Linked DNA regions of Homo sapiens: region 2 is linked to region 1. Evidence: chromatin loops called from intact Hi-C (ENCODE). Cell type or tissue: OCI-LY7. All regions are shown on one strand. Each heading gives the region's core, and the rest is flanking DNA. Links, peaks and the distances in the headings are about the cores only. Region 1 holds the start of GLYATL1-AS1 (GLYATL1 antisense RNA 1). Region 2 has its middle 18 kb from the start of GLYATL1.

What was found. Hi-C counts contacts between places; a loop is a spot of excess contacts. Peaks named below come from ENCODE experiments on the same cell type or tissue, not always from the same donor. Only the 100,000 strongest peaks of a DNase experiment are listed, where the experiment ranks them.
Region 2: it touches region 1 in a loop (2.4-fold over the local background); 4 of 110 quality-filtered maps call a loop at or near these places.

Annotation. Positions count from the first base shown.
Region 1 is chr11:59,052,381-59,063,950 of GRCh38, reverse strand. It overlaps GLYATL1-AS1 (GLYATL1 antisense RNA 1), which reads left to right and starts at 5,499. Exons shown (of 6, transcript NR_033853.2): 1 at 5,499-5,579; 2 at 10,325-10,494. RefSeq lists enhancers at 5,165-5,424, 5,595-5,664. In OCI-LY7, for the core only: CTCF peaks have their summits at 5,134 and 5,335; a DNase peak (open chromatin) is centred at 5,390; H3K27ac peaks cover 669 bases.
Region 2 is chr11:58,915,457-58,927,026 of GRCh38, reverse strand. It overlaps a transcript of GLYATL1 not described here. Among named protein-coding and RNA genes, the nearest start is that of GLYATL1, 18 kb to the left of the region's middle. In OCI-LY7, for the core only: CTCF peaks have their summits at 3,433, 3,634, 6,651 and 6,853; a DNase peak (open chromatin) is centred at 3,636.

The sequences.
Region 1 (11,570 bases), core at 1,780-9,779:
AAGACCTTAAGGAGCACCCCCACACTACACCCCAGGCACTTTGAGCAGGAGCTCTCCTACTCCATTCCTTGATCAGTGAATAGTTTCTGCTCTGCTTAACCGAACCTGGTCTCCTTCTACGGGCGAGAAAGGCACCGGGTAGGGAAAGGACCCACCAGGGTCAAACGACCCTCTTGAGATTCAGGAACACCCAGATGATCTCCAAGTATCTTTTCAGGAGTACAACTCTTGGCCTTTGAAGCTGAGACGGGAAGGGAATTACAACGGGCGGCTGCCCAGCTCCCCATCCAAAACCTCCTTGACTTTGGGCTGAGGTCCTTCTGCCTACTGCCCTTGTCAGCCATCCTCTTAAGAACTCCAGGTCCGACCCGGGAAAAGAAAAACCACTCATAGAACTGGAGAGTCTGTCCACACGGTGCACGTGCCCGTCAGTGCCCACCGCTCTGGATTCACAGGTGCTGGAAAGTCTGCTCTCTTATATCTCTCAGCTGAACTTTTCCCGCCTAGAAGGGCTCGCCCGCGTGCGGCAGGAGCCTGGGAATTGACACTCTCACTGGCCAATGGACGAAGAGTCTCTGGAGGCTGTTTTTCCCTCATTGGATGTAAATGACTCATCTCTCATCCACTTTGGAAGCCAATTATCATCACTCCAGACAGTGAAGGGAAGGGAAGGATGAGAGCACACGCCTGCGCGCGCGCGGGTGGGTCTGAAGGCCGGGCGGAGGGCACTGCGCGCCCACCCGCACCCCTCCTTATTTGTCTGGATGACCCTTCCCGGTCTCAGTGATCCCCTCTCCGCGCCACTCAGTCCACGGGGACAGCTCCCGCGTCCCAGGATAAACTAAGCAATCACTGCCCTGCTCCTTCCTTCTCATGGGAGTCCCCTGTCTCCCAGTGGAAGCCAGGGAGGAGCTGCGCGGCAGCTGGGCGGAGTGCGAGGCACGTGGCGCTTTCGCGCTTTCCCAGACTTTTGATTGCCAGCTTGGGCAGCGCGCTGGCGGGAGCTGCAGGGCGAATAGCCAGCCAAGTTGCTTAGGTGTGTGGCAGTTGCTGCCATTCTGCAGCTGCGGGGTGGGCGACGGTGGCGGGATGAGCATCCAGGCGGGATCCTTTGGCAGCAGCAGAGAGAGCTCCACCCGGATGATGCAGAGGCTCAGGCTCCAGCGGACTTCAAGTCCCAGAGCAGGCTGCACCCGCGTCTGCGTGAAGTCTCCAGGGATTTGGCCTGATCCGCAAATGAGCTAACTTCGCGGAGGGGCTGGCGAACACAGACAATGCCAGCCTGGACGAGGAAGCGGCCAAAACTGCTTAGGCTTGGTTCCCAGGACGCGCATTACTGAGTGCGGTACTTTACTCTTCGGATGAAGACTCCAGAGTTCGGCCTCCCCAAACTGATATCAAAGAAGTGCTTTCCATGGGACTTGAGAAAACGTCTTACTGTTTAAGGAAAGAACGTCTTACTGTCTGAGACCCTGAATAGAAGGAGATGCCTTTAGTATTGGGTGTTATTTTTCAGAAGTTGGTCAAAGAAGGATACAAGATGGTTGATTAAGTGGGGATGGTGACAATTATTTTGCAACTCATAGAAGGACAGATGTTTATGTAACAGTTGATAGTTTTGGTGGAATAATCATGAGCATGTTTCTGAAATTAATATAAAATATACAGAGACCCCTAAAATCACTGCTTAAATTACATAGGTCTTGTGGTGTTTGGAAAGAGCAAACTTTGGAAGTATAATTGTAAAAATAATGTCATACAGTCAAGGAGAAGAGAAAACTTAAGGACAGCTTTCTCAAATCGCTGTTATTCTTGAATCATCTGAAAGCAGTACACGTGCCTGGCACCAATATACATCAGAGAGTAAATCATTGCACAAGGAGACTTGATCTTCTTTTTTTGTAGAATCTGGAGGAAAAATATCTATGAAAACCAAGAGGTAGTAGAGAATGGTGTTGTCGGAATTGCCTGACATCATTGGAGATAGAAAATTTGCCCTGGTAAAAGGTGCTCCTCAGGGAGGAGCATCTGCACATTCCATTAGCATAAAGCCCCTGGTGGGCCATATGAAGAAGTCTGGATTTGGCTATAAATGTGAAATTTATTTTAAATGGAGGATTTGAAGTAAGGGAGAAATATACCCTGACATATTTTTTAAAACCACCCTAGCAGCGTTTGTGCGCGGTACAAACTCTGGGAGGACAAGAAGAGATGTGGAAGGGAGAAGGCAGCTAAGAGTCTATCCCAGGATTGCAAAGATGTTGGAGCCCGACCTCAGATGGTAATGGTGGAAGTGTTAGAAATGGCTGGATTCCACATTTATTTTGAAGGGCCAGCCCATGGAATTTGCTTATGGATGGTCCATAAATAAGAGAAACAGAGGGCTCAATGATGATTCCTGGGCTTTTGACTTGAGCAACTAGAAGGATGGGGAAGTCTGAGGACAGAGATGCTGTGTGTGCCAGGATTGCGGTGCTTATGTGTGTTTGTGTAATTCTACTTGTGACATGTTGAATTGGTGATGCTAATCCACTCCAACTGAAAAATAAGGAGGGAAGTGGACATTCAACACATGATGACAGGAAGACAGGGAAGCTGGGACTTATGATGGTAACAATGTTGGCCATTAGCTGAGAAGTTTTGTATTTCAATGTTGGCCATTAGCTGAGAAGTTTTGTATTTTTTTTTTTTTTTTTGGACACAGAGTCTTGCTCTATTGCTCAGGCTTTAGTGCAGTGGCATGATGTCGATTCACTGCAACCTCCACCTCCTGTGTTCAAACCATTCTCATACCTCAGCCTCCTGAGCAGCTGGGATGACAGGTGCTTGCCACCATGCCCAACTGAGTTTTGTTTTTCTAATAGAGATGGGGTTTCACCATGTTGGCCAAGCTGGGTCGAACTCCTGGCCTCAGTTGCTTTGCCTGCCTCAGCGTCTCAAAGTACTGCGATTAGAGATGTAAGCCACCACGTCAGGCCTAAGAATTATAATTAAAGTACAGGGAAAATTAAAAGGGAGAAGAAAGTTCACAGAGAGATATCATGGCAAATGATAAATAAAAAAGCCTGCCTTGTTTCCCATACCCCCTGTGTCTTCGATTCCCTGAATTTTACCTCCCAGTGGACCGTGCTTGTTCCTTCGTAATGGCGCTCCAAGCAGCACTGCTGCACACCAATTCCTGAGCTTCCCTGCTTCTTGAGCTTAGGAATAGTTGTGCTTCTACTTCCTGTTTATTTGCTCATCACTGGCGTAGCAACTGAACCACACAATTGGGATAAGTAACCTGATGCCGTTTTGGGGAGCAATCTTCCATTTCTTCCTTACGTATAAAACTGACCCTCACAGAGAAACTAACTGTCTAGAGCGATAGGTCCAGAGTAGAGCTCTAGCTTTGCTTTTCCCTTTGCAGCTTTGCCCTGAGAGGTTTGATGCAATCCCACTGCAATGGGAATCCGTGAAAGAGTAGGGATGCTCAGGGAATCTGTTGGGCCACTAGGAAAAACTCATTTCTAGCTAATGCTTATACGGGGCTATGGAAGTTGTCTAACATCCCTGGGGACAGAGTGTTTGCCCTGAAAAGGAACATTCCCTTGGCACAAAGCATCTTGTTGGCTGGATTTTATAATAAACGTGACAAGAATGCTTTTGGCCAGTAACTGGTGGTTAGGTCATATTGTGGTTTGCAAACCCATAAAGAGGAAAAGGCCTCTCATGTGGTTGGGAGAGGTGGGAATGGATCATGCACTAAGGTCAGGTCTGGTGAAGTTAGGGAATAAGGCCAGTGTTTACGAAGAGTGATTCCTTCATGAACCCATAAAAGATGCTCTTGAACCCTAATAGTAGGATGATGTCTGTATTTAGAGTTGCAGACAACATGTTCTGGGAATACAGAGGAAGGCACCACTGCCTCTACCCTGAGAGTATATCACAGAGAAAGATTAATATTTGGACTAGATGGCTGAGAGATGAGTAGGAGTTTGATAGAAGAGAACAGGGGAAGTGTCTGGATGTACAATGGCAGAAGTGGCAGGAAAGGCTGAGGAGAACTGGCCTCTGGGGGTGGGTTATAGATATGGGCCTGGGCACCACATTCTGGAGCTTGCAATGGGTTATGTAAAAGCTTAGATGGGACGGTCTTTTCCTCTCCTCCTGTGGGTTCGTAGTGGGCCCACCTCACTCACTGCTGCAAACAAGCTGCCCCCATTTGAGAGAGAGCTGGAGTGGGGTCTCTAAGCCTCCAGCAACCACTTAGGAGCCATCCTTGATGCCCTGGCAGCTAACTCTTCACATGGAGACCCCGTAGTCCATCCTATCTTGGGAAGACAATGCACACAGGGGGAAGGTAACATCCCCCTCCAGATTCCAGAGGCTCCAAGGAGCCTCTCTCTCTCTTCAAGAAAAGAAATAGTCACTGAGCCACGGGTGGAGGTGAACATGGTTTGGGACCAACAGGCGGCTGGATGGTTTCACCTCCACGGTCATACAATGGTACTGGGAGATGAATGGGGGTAGGGCGATCTAGAATCATTTCAACCTCAACTTACAATGGGGTGGTGCTTGGTAGTTGACTCATTGTGGCCCCATTTAATATTTGCAGTCACCAGTTGGGGTAGGTGTGACTGTTGCTCCCATTTCACAGATTAGGACAGGATAGTTTGCTAGAGGTCACAGGACTAGTTGGGGAAAGGAAAGGGTGTCAGGTAGGATTTTAACCTTAGAGCCTCACGCTTTCTTAGGCTCTTTCAGGGAGACCTTGGGCAAATTCCTTTCTCTCTTGGTGGGGGGGTCTCCATTTCTTATTTGTAAATTAAGGAGTTCTTCCAGTTTGTGATTCTCTGTACTTTAACTTGGATAGGTTTTTTAAAATGGGGATTATGGGAACCCCACTATATTTAAGTAGAGTAGGTCTGGGGTGAGGCCCAGTAATCTGCAGCTTTGAACAAACCCCGGCATCAACAAAACTGGTTGAGATACTCAGGAAAGTTTATGGTGCATGAAAATCTTATTGCGAGCATCCAAAACACATAACACTGAGCTCCATCTGCAGAGATCCTGTTTTGATACCCTTGGTTGGACTGTGGCTGGGTAATTTGCATTTGTCAGAAGTGAGGCCAGTCAGCTGGTCAACCAGTCCTCCTGTCACTCTGTGACCCTCCCCCGGTGTCCGCGGTGCTTCTTTACTTGCATCTTGTGGGAATGACATCTGCGCAGGCAGCCCCTTTTAGCACCGCCCCTGGCACAGGAGCTGAGCTCTTAAAAACCAAGCCCAGCCCTGAGTTTGCAGATACTCAGGGAAGGGGAAGGTGCCTTTCCGCATTTGGTGTAGTCCCGCATTCTGCCATATGATGGCGCCAGAGAACGCGCCTACCGGGATAGGGAGGGGCAAGGAGGCGAGGAAGGAAAAAAAAGAGACAAGTGAAGATTGACATCCATTAAGGCCAATGGTAGCTCAATCTTCTGTTCTCTGACTCCCAAGCTTCCCATTCTCTTAGGAGGCTGCATTTGTGGCGCTAAAAAAAGGGATGGGCGTGGGAGATTCCAGGACTTGTGCTCGCTGAAGATACAACTGTTAGTCCAAGGTAACTCCCGCTCGTAGTGGCTCAACCCTCTTTGTCAATTCACCTTCCTCTAAGTTAACTATGGCTGCTCCACCTGTCTTTAGGGAAACCTACTCCCCATCGCGCTGGGTGTTTTGGAGTTTTTAAAAGCGTCGCGGGGTAAAGTCAGTGTTGTGCTTTTCCTTTTCTCAGCAGGTAAGTATTCCTGGAGCTGACAGCGGGGAGTTGCCGGGCGGGAGTAGGGGTGAAGAGAGAATAGGGAGAGAGATAACAGGTGTGAAGCGTCCCTCAATGCCAGGCATCCTGCTTTGGCACCTTCCAGAAATTTGTCTCAATCATCTTTCTATTGAATTCATTTTCTGTTTCACAGATTAGGAAACCTCAACTAAGTGGCCCAAGGAGAGTCCTTGGATAATTTTAACTTGTGTCAGAAACCAAAGCCCAAGGTCTTTTATTTTGCAGAGGCTGCTTTGGCAGGATTTCAATGCATGCAGGTCCTGCGAATCACTGCTCCTCACTCAATGATCCATCCCGCTGTCCACACATTCATTCACCCATTCATTTCTTAGGGGCTTATCTGCAAGGCGTGGGGCTGGATGATACTAAAAATACAAAAGGGACTCTGATGTAAAGTAGAAGAGACTTTTTAAAAAGATTTACACAGAATTCCGGTGCTCAGCATGGTTTCGATTTTTTTCCCCAACATACTATTGATACCTATTATGTTCCACATAATATGATGGATTCTGAAGATACAGAGATGGGTGAGACCTATCCTTGCCTTTCAGAAGCTCGTTGTCATAGGCAAGAGTAATCTCTGAGGTTTAATTTTAGATATCTATTTTTTAACAAATTGAGCATCAACTCTATATATTCTACTGTAATTAATGTACTAAATAATTAAATATTACACACACTTAATTTCTTATTTTTTAGATGAAGATGAATCTAAGTGGTGGTTCAAGTATGTCCTTTGTCCATCCTAGTGGACCATTTTGGGTGCTTCAGACTGCAACTCTACCCTCCTGTTATGTGCTTGGCTCTATTCCTTCTTTCTGCAGCTCTCTGTCAAATGACAGGCTTTGAGGGAAACCAGTCCTGACCCCTTCCTGTTTTCTCTCCTTTTTACCTGCTCCTATCTGAGGCCTCTTTTCCTATTTATTTGTTGTTCTTTCTCCCTCCATCATCTTCTGTCGTCAAATCATGTGTTGTTTTCATATACTACATCTGAGTTTATAGGGAATATGTTCACAGTTGTTTTAATTTTTGGTTTAGCTTCTGCCTCCCTGCTCCAGAATGTAAGCTTCAAGAAGGGCGGCGAGGAGTTCTTGACACCTGTCACTGCCTGAGAAACGGTTGGGGATGGAGGGAGACAGTTTTGCCCAGTGCATCCTGAAATCCCCTGAGGTGGGGGTGGGAGTGGAGGGAAGATCAGGGAATGTCCATTCATTTTATGAAGTTGAAGTTGGGTTAAATCCTATTATATCCTGTGATGTTGTTTGTTAATCTCAACCTGAAGACCTCATCGCTAGTCATCCACTTTTTGCTAGCTTTGTGACCTTGAATGAAAGTTCAAGGCTACCTTGTTTCTTTGTACCTCAGTTTCCTTATGTATAAAGTGGAAAATTATATTTGGTCATCCTAAAATGTGATGTCATAGGGAATCAGTCACTTGAGGGTAAAAGACAAACATTTGTCAATGTATAAGGCTGCAGAAATTATATTCTTGTGAGGGTCAAAGAAAGATATTTGTGGATTTGAGAGTCTTCAGATATTATATCGGTAGCATATGTACATGCAGGAAATACTGAAGAAGCAATTTAATCAAATAGGAAAAGAGATTTCAGATAGGAGCAGAAAATAAGGAGAGGAAACAGTGGTGAGTAAAAAAAAATTGACAAATTTTATGTAGAGAGTTAACTCTAAATGGACAATGATAGGCTCTCTGGGAATGTGTAAGAAAAGTTTTAAAGAAGGATTCTTTAAATTGATGAGACACACTGCAAGGGAAATTCTGTGACACCTGGAACTAAAACACGTGGAACTAAAACATCGGGCTCAGGGGGTTGAACGGTAGAGGAATAAAAGCATTTTGTATCACTTAGCACACTCATCTGGATCTGAGGAGGGAGCAAAACAGGGAAATAAATCTATTGGAAGATGTCAACTTATTGAGGTAAAGGAGGAAACGGTGAATAGCTGTTACTTTATTTTATATAATAGTAAACAAATTTGTGTTCAATTATGAGCACTAGAAACAAATACCAGTGATTGAATAAAAAGTTAATAAGGGAATATGATGTATAAGTGAGTTAATAAGAGAACTTGATGGATAAGTGAATTAATAAGAGTCCACAGTGGAGGCAATTTCCCCTTTTGAAAAACATTATCTTTTGAATATACGCAGGATATACTTTTCAAAAGAAAAAAAGGTGTATATTGGGGAAACAATTTTCACTCATTCTCGAGACACTCAATACTTTTCCCTAGATAATCTATGGCTATACAAGCATAATAATGCCTTTTCAATATATTTTCCCAGCAACTAAGAAGTTCAGTGTTTATAATTGTAATAAGAAGCGTGCTGATCTGGCCTGAAATATAGTTTTACTTTAGATATATGTCTCATAAATAGAATTTAAGAAGTCAGGGAATATGCTTAGAAAGGGATTACCAAGGCCCTATAACACATGAGTTTGGGGGCACAGGGTGATTAAGATTTAGAATAAAGTTAGGTGAAATCTAGGGCCAAAGGATAGCAGGAGGGTGTGTGTGTGTGTATGTGTGTGTGTATGTTGGGTGGGGCAGGTGGGAACCTTTGGAGAATGCCTGTAGGCTGCTAGTGAGGTGCTATGATCTCTAGACCTTGGTAGGTCCTTGCAAAGAGACAGGGTTCTGAAAGGCTGGCACCATTATAGGTTTTTAAAATATTTTTGTTATCCATAGGGGTGACCCTGGAGATCATTACCAAAATTTAAAAATTTCACCACTGGGCACACATGTTACCCTTCTCGTGATGGCATGGCAAAGCTTGATTTGCAAGAGTTTCTTTTGGATTGTCCCCAATGATTCCCTTTAAAAATAGGAGCTCCTTCAAGGTAAGAAAGGAAGGAGAAAATATCCCTTCTAACCTATTTTCTCTTTTGCATTCCAAGGACTCTGGAAAGGCACAGCAGGTTTGTTTTTGAAATCTGTAGAATTTTAGTGCTCTCCATTCTCCCAAGTAGATGACTTTAGTGAAGGTAAAAGGAAAGACTGTTTGCTGTGTCAAGGGAAGATTCATATGCAAATCCCAAGACTCAGATGTTATTTCAGAAGCTTTGGTGTCCATAGTAAAGTAGAACTAGCCCGGGTTCATCTGCCTACAAGGGCAATTGTATGAGGCAAATATGAGGAAACTGGCAGAACAGGAGGGGTGGAATCTTCCTGGGAGAAACAGTAAAGAGAGTTCTAGGTGGAGAGGGGATCAATGTGTTGAGCAAACACATGGCTGTCTTCTTAGTTCCTATATGAAATCATGGAAAAGACTTTTGAACAAAGAATAAATATGTCATAGCAGGAAAACAAAAAGCAGTCTTTTGGCCAGAAATAGAAACTGTTAAAAAGAAAAGCAAACCAACAACAATAAAAAACACCTTTAAGTTTGAAAATGACAGAAGTTAAGAAGTGGAAAGTTGCCTGGGATATGCTTTTATTGCGGCCTCTCTAATAAACCCGTCCCCACTCCATCTTCATGTCCTTGCTTATCCTAAGCAGCATGGTGGCAGCTGTGGCATTCTTCAGACTAAAGTGGTCATTTTTGGCACTTGGGCTTGAGATGGCAGTGAAGCGGCATCGTTTGTCTGGGGAAATGCCAGAGGTTTGCTGTCTCACAGTATGGAAATTGAGATGTGGACACCAAAGGAGTGGGTTCAAGAGCAAAAGTTTAATAGGCAAAAGAATGAAGAGAGAGTTTCCTCATGCATTGGAAAGGTGCCTGAGCAGGTTTCCGGGTTTGGGGCGAGTTGTGGTTGGTTTTATAGAGGAGCTTGAGGAGGCAGTGTCTGATTTACATAGGGCTCAGAGGGTTGGTTGGAGCAGGTGTGCCATTTATGTGATGCATGAAGAGCCTGGCCATCCCACATGAATCTTTAGTATGCAAACGGGGCCTCTACCTGGCCTGTGCCATGTCGCCTGCACACGTGAATACAAAGAAAAGGGAATAGGAGGCCACGCGTGGTAGCTGATGCCTGTAATCCTAGCACATTCGGAGGCCAAGGACGATGGATCACGAGAGGTCAGGAGTTCAAGACCAGCCTGGCCAAGATGCTGAAACACCGCCTCTACTAAAAAAAAAAAAACACGAAAAAAAAATTAGCCATGCGTGGTGGTGGGCACCTGTAATCTCAGCTACTCAGGAGGCTGAGGGAGATAATTGCTTGAACCCAGGAGGTGGAGGGTGTAGTGAGCTGAGAATGCACCACTGCACTCCAGCCTGAGTGACAGAGCGGGATTCCATCTGAAAAAACAAACAAACAAACAAAAAAAAATAGGAAGAGGAAACCTCTATGTTGAGGATGCCTGGCTTCCAAGTATCCCTTTTCTATTTGCATAGGTGCCAGCATTTAGCTATGCAAGTTTTTAGTTTGCTTATGTATGCTTGTGGCTTGATTTTTTAGGCTGATTTTTGCTAGAAAAGAAATTATATGGGGGCTGCTTTTTATTAAAAGAAAAACCTTACCGAGGACTCTCTTACCTACACTAACTGCTTAATAATTTCTTTTTAGCTCCTGTATCAGCAGTGCTTGCACCTCATAGGTGATGATCATGAGGGGGACAAGGAGCCTCTAGACTTAAGAGACAAGTTGCCAGCATTCTCCAGATGGAGTGTTTCCCTCCGCAGCACCCCCTGCTGGTCAGTTTGACAAGCAGGTGAACAGAAGTTCTCAAATACACAGTAAGCAGATAACCCCAACATCACCAGAAATATCAAGTTGTGATGGCATTTTGGCAAATTGTCTTTATTTTTTGTCTGCATCATCTGTTGCTTTCTGAGGGAAGTTTTTTGAGTTCTCCCACTGAGACTGTGGATTTGCATTTTTCTTTTGTATGTCCGTCAGCTTTTGCCATGTATAGTTTGTAGTTGTGTTGTGTTGAGGCAGATTCATGATCTATGTTGTGGGAGAATTTCTGTATTTAGCAGATGTTCAACTTACGTTCTATTTTGCCAAGTGTTGATGGTATTACTTTGCTTTTCAGTTTCACATTCATTTAGTATATCTTTTTCCTTTCCGTGAACACTTGTGTGTTATTTCAGATATGCTTTCTTATGTACTGACAGTGACCCCCAAATTCATATGTTGAAGACCCAACTCCCAATGGACTTGGAGGTGGGCCTTTGAGAAGTAATTGGGTTTAGATTAAGTCATAAGGGTGGAGCCCCTATGATGGTATTAAGTCCTTCTAAGAAAAGGAAGAGAGTCTGAGCTCTCCTCTGTCTCTACCATGTGAGGGCACAGAGATGTATGCTTTTTGGACTTTGTTTTTAACTCAGTATGAAAAACATATATTTTAATAAGAAAATTACCCCATTCATTTTTAGTGCGTTTATTGATAATGTTGGACTTACTTGTGCCATATTTAAGGAATCCTCTTTCCTCTTTCCCATGCTTTCTTGTTGTTTTTTCAATCCAAGTGCATGATAAGGTTTAGGAATCACTTTTTTAACAGGGCCAAGAAGGGCTAGATAAGGGAAGCTGGCTTGTGTTCAGGGAAGCGGCAGAGGAGGGAAGCTGGCAGCTGGGCTGTGCTAAGATGACCTTAGCCCCAGACCCTGGATGAACATCCTCTTCTGGATACAGGACCTGCCCGAGGCACCATTTTGAATAGGCAAATCTTATTTTCTTTGTGTTCTTTCATCATCTGTATTAGCTTTTGCCTCTTGAGTGCCAAAATATAGCTGTTTTTATATGACTCCAAGTTCCTGAGTTTATTTTTTAGGTAAGAATTTTCCACCCTTTGAAATCCCAAATG
Region 2 (11,570 bases), core at 6-8,005, 140 kb after region 1:
GTAAGTGTAGCCAAAACATGCATGAATGACTGTCTTAACCCACTGATTACAGATAGTCTTTGATTCATACTTGCTAAAAGAGTCCCAAATTAAGTTCCCCAGTTAGTGAGTCACTGTTTTCAAGACTGTTTTCCAGATTAAAGTCCATAAACTTGGTCAGCCTGAGAACTCCATTGCAACATTTAAGCTATTCTGCCTGTGGCTTTAAGCACATGGTTAAAATATATAATTTAAGTCTCTGCTTCTAAAGATGCTTTCAGATTTTCTTTTTAAACTTCACGTTATTTATTTCAGCTTGCCATCTTAATGATTAATGCAGTCAATTGCTAAGTTATGACTCGATATCATCAAAATTCCTTTAAGTAAAATGCAATTCAAAGCCGTATTGCAATCCCCCATACCAAATGCTTTAACACTGTTTACTGATGGGTCTGGTAAACATGGAAGAGCAGTAGTCTAATAGAGACCACATAATCCAATCACTGGATCTAGGTTTACTGGCACTCAAAGAGCTCAGGTTACTCTGTGTATTTGTTAAAGAACTTTTACAGCCTCAATTAAGTTTACTCTGGTGCACACTCTGTGTACTCTTTTTCTGACTTCGGCAATTGCTGGACCAACGTACACATCCTGTTTTTATTACACATATTCAAGCCCACAGCTCACTGCCTGGCCCATTGGCTTATGTCAATGAACGAGCAGACCTTCAGGTGATGACATCACTGCTAGGCCTAGCCACCCAATCGCATCAATTTTTCCACCAAAATTGGAGAAACTTATCTAAACAATTTCAACTTACTCAGAGGCTGGCTACAACAATTATCCTACAATGTCCAGATTGCCAGCTCACAGGCACGTCCCCTCCTTCAACAAGTGTTAACCCTAGAGGATTGGAACCTAAGCAGTTATGGCAAACATATTACACACATGCCTAAATTTGGAAAACTAAGATATGTGTGTGTATCCATTGATAATAACACTCATTTAATTAATGCACATGCTCTGCCTGTAGAGTCTACTCAAGATGTCATTAAACATCTTTTAACTTTTGCATTTATAGGATAGCCCACAAAGATTAAAGCTGATAATGGACCAGCTTATGCCAGCTGACAATTTCAACAATTTTATCACACGTGGAATATTCAACATTCCACAGGCATCCCATATAACTCCAAAGGTCAAGCAATAGTAAAAAATCAGAAAAAGGGGAATATAGGTAAAGACCCTGCAACACTACTGGCACAAACCTTGTTTACCCATAATTTTCTAAATTCAGATGACAAATTTCAATCAGCTGTAGAAAAACACTTTGCTAAAACCTCTCAAGGCATAAAACCAGCAGTTTTATGGAAAAATGTGAACAGTAATAAATGGTGTGGTCCAAATAAATTATTAACATGAGAAAGAATGTGTGCATATGTCCACCCCTAGAAAGAGAAATAAAGGGAAAGAATGATTTAAAAAGAAACTAGAAGAAACAGATCAGAAAGAGACACAAAAAGAAAGACTAAGGAAAGAAAGTGGGAAGAAGGAAAAGGAAATATTTAAAAAGTTATTAATATAAGAATGCACCCTTAGTAAGGAAGATTACAAAACAGAGTTAAAAAGTTAAGGCATGTCAAAAATTGTCTGTGAAAGTCGTGAAGAATGTTATAAAAGGGATTCATGCAGGAAATGTATAATTTTTGTTTTGAAAGTCTAAGCAAGTTGTAAAATGTTAATTGTAAAAAATTCTATATGTAAACATATTGGCTAAATTTAAAAAAGTATCCAGTTTTTTTCTGTAAACTAGACATTAAAATGAAGCACAAGTTTTTCTTGAAGTACTATCCTGCTCTTTAAAGATTATAAAGATCTCTTAGCACAGGTACCACCCCTAGAATTTCCAGTACACCAGCACCAGCCTGGAGACTGTATCCTCATCCAAGGATGGAAAGAAAAAAAACTCAAGCCAGCCTAGGAAAAACCCTAAGGACCCACAGCCTCAACAATGTGGCTTCCAGGAACAGCACAGGCCTCACACATTATGCTAAGGAAGCAGAAGGCTAAGCCAAATAATTTACTCATTTTTAATTCTCTCACTTTGCCTATTACCTATACCTGCTACACTCTATTAAGCTCATCTTCTGAATCTGCCTTTTGTCAGCCCTTTTACTTAAACAAATACTCCCTTTCCAGCTTCTAATGACATAACTGCTTGGCTGGAAGGAGTTAACATACCCTCAGTGGGGTTCCTTAGCAACAGTACTCACCAAACTAAGATGCCAGGTAACACTACCGGTCACTCTTAGACTGGAAACAAATGTTGCTAATTGTACTCATAATTGTCTTGTATTATTTGCTAATTCTAGGATGCAAAGCCGGAATAAGAGCAGTGACCACCTCACCTGACAATCCTATGGCTGTACATATCTGCAATCTGAAATCAAAAAGACATGATACCGAAAACAAAAACGGGGAAATGTTGGGATTCACTCAGAATGGTGCCAGAAATATTAAAGGGAAACATTAGGGAAAGCAACAGGGAATAGTTTACAAACCTTTTTGGAAGGCCAAAATGTTACATAGCTTGTAATAATTAAACAGGCTGAAGGCAGCTGGTTCTTACCTTAGAGCATTAGGTCATAGGGTAAATACTAGGGACAATAGAGGCTTCCCCGGTTAAGTCTGATTACCCTACCTCCACTAACTAATCTTTGAGCCAGATGGCCCTCTCAGGGTGAGATTGACCAAAGATATTGCCCCCTAATGGAATTTACTTTAAACCATGGTACCTGAGTTTTAATCGTTAGTAGAACTACAATCAACCATGTTAATTATCCATAAGTGTGTTTATTCAAAGCTTCTGTTGTTAATTCTATACAAAATAAATGCCTGGAGTGCAAGCTGCTCAGGGCCAGCCACAGTGACAAACCTCTCTTGGTGTGCAGGCGGTCGGACACTCAGCAGGACTGGCAAAACAGAGTATCAGTGTCTCAGCGTACGAGTTATTCATAGGTCGTTTGGGTCAGGGTCTGTGGACAGACCCCACAGCTAATGCCATCTTGTGAGAAGCAATACCTCACTGGATGTTTTGGCCAGTGAAATTAAAAAAAGAGAAAGAAATAAAAGGGCTTCTGGATAAGAAAGAAATTAGTACAATTATCTTAATTCACAGGTGACAGGTAATCTATGTAGAAAACTCTGACAAGATATGCCAGACTTTTGTCTTAAAATATATTGTAAGAATTTAAACAAGACCTGGCTGCCTTCCCCACTTCAGGTTCTCCTGAGTCATCAAAGACAGCCTTGAGGAGCCTCCTGGGAGCCAAGGGGAGGGGCAGGCTGGCAAGGAGAGGGATGCCCCAGATCTGAAGGAGTGAGGCAGAACAGGATCTGGAGGCAGGGAACCTAAGGATGATTCACACTCACTTCCTAGAACTCAATCAAAAGGAAAATCCCACCTCTCCACAATCAAGTAACAAAAGGATCAGAGGTTACTCCCTTTGCAAATCATGCCACCAATTCCCGCTTTCCACTGCATTGCAGATGAAAAAGGGAAAGTACCTCTGTTTGGTCCCCTCCCGCAACCATTCAAACTGGTTGCGGGCCACTACTTCATTTCCGTAAGGTGTAAACAAAGTAACCAATGAGAAACCTCTAGAGGGCGTTTAAACCCCAGACTATCTGGCTCATTCAGAAAAGCAGGCAGCTCCCCTGTGACTTTACCCAAAGTCATTCAAAGCAATTGCACGTAGTTTGTTTTCCCTCTAGAGTGAGAAAGAAGGAAGGAAGTTTACAATTCTACGTGCATCTCACATTGAGATGTTCACCTGATTCTATCACTGCCTCAGAGACCTGGTAAAAATCCTGGGGATTGACAAATGGAGAAATGGATGCCCAAGTTCAGAAGGGATTCGGTCTGAAGCAAAAGTCTGAGCAAGTGTGCTGTGCCATAACTGGGAGGAAATAGGAAGAAAATTATTGAGACCCACCCCATTAGAATGCACGTTAAAAAATTTTAAGAAAGGCTATGTGAGGAATTATGGAGTCAAGGTAACCCCTCAGATGTTAAGAACTCTCTGTGAAATAGTATGACTCTCTTTTAGTGTTGGCTGGCTGGCTGAAGGCACTATAGATAGGGAAACAATTGGCCATGTATTTAAGGTGATGACCACGGTTGGAGGACAGTCAGGGCATCCAGACAAATTCTCCTATATCGATTTATGGCTAAATAGAATTCAAATTCAACCAGCATGGCTGCAAACCTGTCTGGCAGCATACTGTAAAATGCTTGTAGCTCAAGCCAAACCCAAAGTGAAAGAAAAATCAACGGCATAGGAAGGTAAAGAGACAAAGGCAAAGTCACAGGAAAGGCAAGAAAAGCCAGTTTTGCAGTCACCTCACGTGTTCCAATCTACCACCCTTTACCAAGGCTAACTTCCCCTGAGGAGTCAAGCTCAAATGGATACATGTCCCCAGTCTCACCGGAGAGGGAGGAATTGGAGCTTCAGGAAGTTAAAGGAGAAGGCCCAGAACATCAGGCAGGCCATCTCTGGTCTGGCTGCACCTGAGTTATGCAAATGCCTCTCAGGGAAAGAAGAGGACCCACCTATTATAATGAGCATGGCCACATCCAGGGAGGAGAACAAACCTTCATTTACCAGTTTTTTTGAACCACTGGTCTCCTAAACTGGTAGCATCATACTCCCTCTGACACAGAGAAGCCCTAGGCCCTTATAGATGTAATGCAGTTTATCTTCCTAACGCACCATCCAACTGGGCCAGACTGAAACAGCTCAACCTGATGCTATTTAACACTGAGGAGCGCCAGAGAGTAACCCAGGCAGCCCTCCATTGGCCAGAAGCCAATGCACCTGCAGGCACAGTTGATGCCCAGGCATATACACAGGGCCAATTTCTTGAAGAGGATCACCACTGGGATCCAAATGATGCAACCCAGTTTCAGCACCCACAGAGCTAACAAGAGACAATCCTGCAAGGGTTAAGAGATGACAGGAAAAAGGCAATCAATGTGGGGAAAATCTCAGAGCTGCTACTATGTGCAGATGAGAGGCCCATACAGTTTTATGACTCTGTGAGGCATTCCAGTTATACACTCCATTTAACCCTGAGGCTGCTGAAAATCAGCGCGTGGTGAATATGGCATTCGTAGGGCAGACCAGGGAGATATCAAGTGGAAATTGCTGAAGTTAGAAGGCTTTGCAGGCATGAATGCTACTCAGCTTATTGAAGTGGCTATCAAGGTGTACATTAACTGAGATCAGAAGGCAAAGAAGGAGGCTGAACGGAGGCTTGGGAAAAAGGCTGATTAGCCAGCGGCAGACCTCACAGGAAGAGAAGCTGGCTTTGCAAGGGGTCATGGATGCGGTCATGGAAGAGGCTGGTCTGGAAAGGGATTCGAGAGCCGGCCAAGGCTAAAGAGAAATCAATGTGCGTGATGCAAAAGGAAAAGACACTGGAAGGATGAATGTCCAGAGAATAATAACGTGGAGAATGGTTAAGGCCACGGTATGAAAAAACCACTGGCCAAGGGCTACCATACCCTGTGAGGAACCAGACACTGACCTGATCAGGATGGCAGGGGCTGAAGAATATGAGGTCTCAGACAGACCGGGCTCCTTCTCTTTGGGCCCCTAGGAACGTATGGTCATATTACTAGTTGAAGGCCAGCTGATGGACCTTATGGTAGACACCAGGACTGAACACTTGGTAGTGACCTGACCTATAAGGCCACTATCCAAGAACTGTGAAACTATTGTAGGTGCCACTGGAGTCTCAGCTGTTTGTGCGCTTCCCACTCCAACTATCTGGCATCAAATAAGACAGTTCCTAGGAGCAGCAGGGTTCTGCTGCATCTGGATCCCAAATTTCTTGCTCATGCCTAAGCCATTATATGAAGCCACAAAGTGGGGAGAAATGGAGCCCCTCCTCTGGGAGGCCAATTAGGAGAAGGCCTTAAAAACAATCAAAGAAGCGTTAATTCAGACCCCAAACTTGGGACTGCCAGACCTAACTAAGCCTTTCTTTTTGTATGTCCATGAGTGAAAAGAAATGGCCATAGGAGTCCTGACTCAAGTCATAGGATCTTGGCATCGCCTGGTGGCATACTTGTCCAGGCAACTAGAATCTGTGGTGCTTGGATGGCCTACTTGTTTCAATGTGCTAACTGCCACTGCCCTACTGGTGCAAGAAGATAATAAACTGACTTTATGGCAGCAACTGAAAATCCGGGTACCGCACTCAGTTATAACTTTGATGGACCAAAGGGGACACCTTAGGTTATCACATCCAAAAATGACTCGATACCAAGGGCTTCTATGTGAGAATCCCAGCATAGCTTTAGAGACTGTGAACACCCTAAACCTGGCTACCTTTCTCTCCATCTTGTCAGTGCCAGGAAGCCCCCTTTAGTCCTGTGTGGATATGGTAGATTAAGTGTTCTCAAGCCAGAGAGATTTGACAGATCAGCCCCTCGGAGACCCGGACATTGAGTATTTTACTGATTTGAGCAGTTTCATACTAGAGGGAGTACGCCAAGAGGGGCATGCAGTGGTGACTTTGGACTCAGTAGTAGAGGTGCAGTTTTTGCCTACTGGAACTTCTGCTCAGAAGGCAGAGCTGACAGCTCTGACAAGAGTTCTCTGACTAGCAAAATACCTAAAAGCAAATTTTTAACCACACTCCAAATATGCTTTTGCCACTTTCCATGTTCATGGGACTATTTACAAAGAAAGAGAACTCTTTCTTTCCTCCTGCAGTTGCAGGAGGAAATAAACTAAAATACAAGGAAGAAATTCTACAGCTCTTAGACACTGTATGGGCCCGGAAACAGGTGGCAGTATTGCACTACAAAGGGCACCAAAAATCAGGAACACTAGAAGCTAAAGGAACAGGAAGGCAGACAAAGAGGCAAAACAGGCAGCAATGGCAGCTCTGCCTTCTAGAGAGAAAGCCTTAGCTATGCCTCCCCTCTGGGAGATCCTCCTCCCGGAGACCCCAAGCTACATTTCAAATGAAAGGGCCTGGTTTGCCCAAAAAACTGGGAAATACATTGAGGGAGAATGGTGGAAAACCTTTGATGGGAAGCTAGCCATACCTGAAATGGTGGCCCCCAGGTTTGTGAAACAGTTCCACCGAGGAACTCATATGGGAAAAATGGCACAAGAAACATTGCTAGGATGACATTTCTATGTGCCATGGCTCACTGCCATTACCTGAGCCATTTGTGAACAATGTCTAACTTGTGCCGAGAACAACCCTCAGCAGGGGCCTACCCGAACCCCGGGAATTCAAGAAATTTAAGCCACATCCTGTGAAAATTTGCTTCTGGATTTTAATGAGCTGCTTCAGGCAGGAGGCTATTGGTACATGTTGGTGTTTATTTGTACCTTTTCGGGGTTGTTTGAGGCTTTCCCCACCCAGACAGAGAAGAAACGAGAGGTAACCAAGGTGTTGTTAAAAGACATTATTCCCAGATTTGGACTACCCCTGACTCTGGGGTCAGACAATGAACCAGCATTGGTGGCTGAAATAGTTCATTACTGAACTTGGCTATTAAAAATAAAATGGAAGTTACACACAGCCTACCGGCCACAGAGCTCAAGAAAAGTGGAGCACATGAACTGGACACTCAAGCAGCTGCTGAAGAAATTTTGTTAGGAAACTCATCTGAGGTGGGATCAGGTCTTGCCCATGGTCCTCCTCCAAGTCAGGTGTGCCCACGCCAAACAAACTGGGTATTCACCCTAGGAGAACTTATTCAGCCGGCCACCTGAATTATATGTCAGATTAAAGGTGATCTCTGTGAGCTAGGAGAACTAATTTTAAGGAGGCAAATGCAGGCTTTAGGTATGGCCATGCCAAAAGTACATGGCTGGGTGCAGGAAAGAATGCCTATAAGTCTGACAGACACTGTATACCGTTTCAAACCTGGTGATTCTGTTTGGGTTAAGAAATGTAATCCAACCACATTAGGACCCATATGGGATGGGCCCCATCCTGTAATCTTGTCCACTCCAACTGCTGTTCAAGTTACAGGAACCGTGCTTGGATCCACTACAGTTAGCTGAAACTAGCAGCCCAGGACAAGTGGACCAGCCAGGAGTACCCAGACCATCTGAACCAGCTGATAATGCCATGAGACCGAGATGTCACTGAGGACCACAACAGCCTTGCTCTGGTCACTCCAGAAGCTAACCATTCCACACATGGCAAAACCTTGATAAAACAGCAAGCCCTGCTCTAGTCACTCTGGAAGCTGACTAGTCTATGCACAGCCGAAGCTTGCAGAGTCACCATCAAATGAGTAAATGTGGCCAGAAATTTTAGGCCCAATAACTTTCCTTATATTATTAATTATACTTCCATTATTCTGTTGCTTTGGCCAACCCCCTCCCCTGGGAAAACACCTCTTCTGCCCATTCTGGGTGTAAGAATGCTAATCTTTGCTTTACCTTTGATGGCAACCATATCTATGCTATAAGGAGAAGAGCTCATAGAAGGATGCCCTCCCTGCATGCATACTACATGGAAAGGAAACACAGTAGTTAAGACTTTACTATACCATACTTACTATGAGTGCAGGAACCCACCTAGGAACCTGCATGCACAACCAGACAACCTAACAAATTGCTGCCTAGAAATCAATGACAATGGGAAAGCCATTATAGAAATGACTGCCAAGATGTGAAAATTAGCTCATGTTACAGTCCAAACCTGGAAACCAGGATGGTCTGCAGATTCCCTCTTAGGAGGTTGGTTTTCATTCTTTGGTGGATTTAAAATATTAATAGAAGTGGTGCTGGCTATATTAGGAGGTTGCTTAAGACTCCCTTGCCTCTTGCTCCTTCTTACCAGGAGCATCCAATCAACCATAGAAGTCCTAGTAGACAAAACAACCACCACTCAACTAATGGCTCTAACTAAGTATCAGCATTTGCCAAAGAGAGTAGATCTGCCTTGTCAGTGAAGAAAAAAATTGTAGTGAAGCTTTCTATTAAATTCCATTTATAGGAAGCATCAAAGGGGGGAAATGAGGCAGGAAATTAAAGAAAGAAAGAAAAATAAAATTTAAAAGAGCAAAACATGCTTTCTATATTAGGCTGAATCATCCCAAAGGCAGTAACAGGCAAAACCTGGACCCAGGTGAAGTCTTGATAACATTATCTAAGAAGCCAGGACTGAAAGGAATGTGCTCTGGAGACTTCCAGCATTCCCTCCACAAAGGGAGAAGAAAACAAATTTTCCTTTCCCCCATGATATGAGTAAACTTATGAGTTTATAGATTTCTGTTTTCTGTAACTAGTAACTTCAAGTATCCTGTTTTTATCTATGCAGCAAGTGAAGGTCATGAGATGCCTGAGTAGGCAGGCCTGGACTGCAGCCATCTAGGCACCATAGCAAAAGTTATGAGATAAGCCCATGCAAAGCACTAGAGCAAGCCTGGATAACAGCCATCTAGGCTGTATAGCAAGAGTCACATGTAATCCTGAGTTATACACCTGTCACAACTTGATTAACTGCCTTTCTTCTGCCTCTGTATCCTTGCTTGCATGCCACTACGTTTTTGCCACCGTAAACTTATTTCAAGCTAGCCCACCTTAGAAGCGTGTATAAAAGTCAAGTGCTGTCTTTGTTCTGGGACCAGTGTTTGGCTGTTAATCTGCTGGGTCTGAGTGCACTCAGTAAAAATCCTCCTGTTTAACTCTGTGGTCTCTCTGGTCCTCCTTCATTCCCACAGCAATCAAAGACAGCCTTGCAGAGCCCCAGGGGAGTCAAGGGGAGGAGCAGGCTGGCAAGGAGAGAGATGCCCCAGGTCTGAAGGAGTGATGTAGAAGACAGGATCTGTTGGCTGGGAACCTAAGGATGATTCACACTCACTTCCTAGAACTGAATCAAAAGGAAAATCCCACCTCTCCACAATCAAGTAACAAAAGGATCAGAGGCTACTCCTTTTGCAAATCATGCCACCAATTCCCACTTTCCACTGCATTGCAGATGAAAAACGGAAAGTACTTCTGGATGGTCCCCTTCAACAACCAATCAAACTGCTTGTGGGCCACTATATGATTTATGTAGGATGTAAACAAACTAACCAATGAGAAACCTCTAGAGGATATTTAAAACCCAGAAAATTCTGCAACCAGTGCTCTCGAGCCCCTTTCTCAAGCCTGCTCCCACTCTGTGGAGTGTACTTTCACATCAATAAATCTATGCTTACATTGCTTCATTCTTTTGTTGCTTTGTTTGTACCTTTTTACCAATTCTTTCTTTAAAATGCCAAGAACAAGGACAACTTGTAGTCAAGACCATCCACTGGTAACAGGAGGAGGACTGGGGAGTCACTCCCTCACTTCCAAACCTCAGAGGAAGGCTTTGACTGGGGAGCAGATTCCTTGAGGGCCAGGACAGGGTCTGAGGTGGACTGAGGATTCAGTGCCAGTCCCAGATTGCACTGTGAAGCCTCTGTGGGAGGTAGCAGGGTCCAGAGGGTGGAAGCACACATCCAGGCTCTGCTACTATTACCACCCACTGTGTGACCTTGGGCTACTTGTTTAACATCTCTGAGCTGTGCTTGGTAAGTGAGATAATATATGTAAAAGGCCAGGCTCTTATGGGGAGACTTGGTAAGTGTGAAGGCAGTAGAACCATATGGGGTAATCGTACTTTCAGCCCTAAAGGAGGATGTAAAAATCTGCACTCCTCCTAATCTCCTCAGAAGCTATCAGAGAAGCAAACATGTCAAACAAATGTAATTCTTCTTTCTACAGTTTGATGGGACCTGAGATCTTAAGGAGGCACTACAGAAAAGTCACCATGCCAAAAGAGTGAAAGTGGCAGTACAGGAGGCAGTACAGAAAAGTCCCCATTCCAAAAAAGACTGGAAGAGGAAGGAGAGTCTAGGGACAGCAAATTCCAACTAAAACATGTCTCTTCCTTTCCAAGGTTGTGGGAAAGTATGTGGTAGTGGTGGTGGGTTTTCTGCTAAAGGTATAGCAAGATCTGTAACTAAATAGGGTAAATCAAATTATCTGGCTCATTCAGAGAGGCAGGCAGCCCACCTGTGACTTTACCTAAAGACATTCAAAGCAACTTAACAAGTTTCGTTTCCCTCTAGAGTGAGAAAGAGGGACGGTTACAATTGTGTGTGCATCTCCCACTGAGATGTTCACCTGATTCTATCACTGCTTCAGAGACCTGGTAAAAATCCTGGGACTTGACAAATGGAGAAACGGATGCCCAGTTCCAGCAGGGCTTTGCTCATGGCCTCTCACATTCAGTATCTATTGGAGAGCAAGGATTCCACCTGCCTGGCAGTCCCAATCGGTGTCTGAGTTCTTGCCATCATTCTGCATCAGAATCACCTGGGGGTTTCTTGAAACACAGATTGCTGAGCCCTAACCCACAGGATATGACTTAATATATCTGAGGTGAGTCTTCAGATTGTGTTGATCTTGCTGGCCCAGGGGCCAGGCTTTGAGAATTCCTGAGTTAAGGCAAAGAGCAGCTGGCCAGGCCCAGCTACCTTAGCTCCTCTCTACTCTGAGACCTTCCCTTGATGGCCCCCA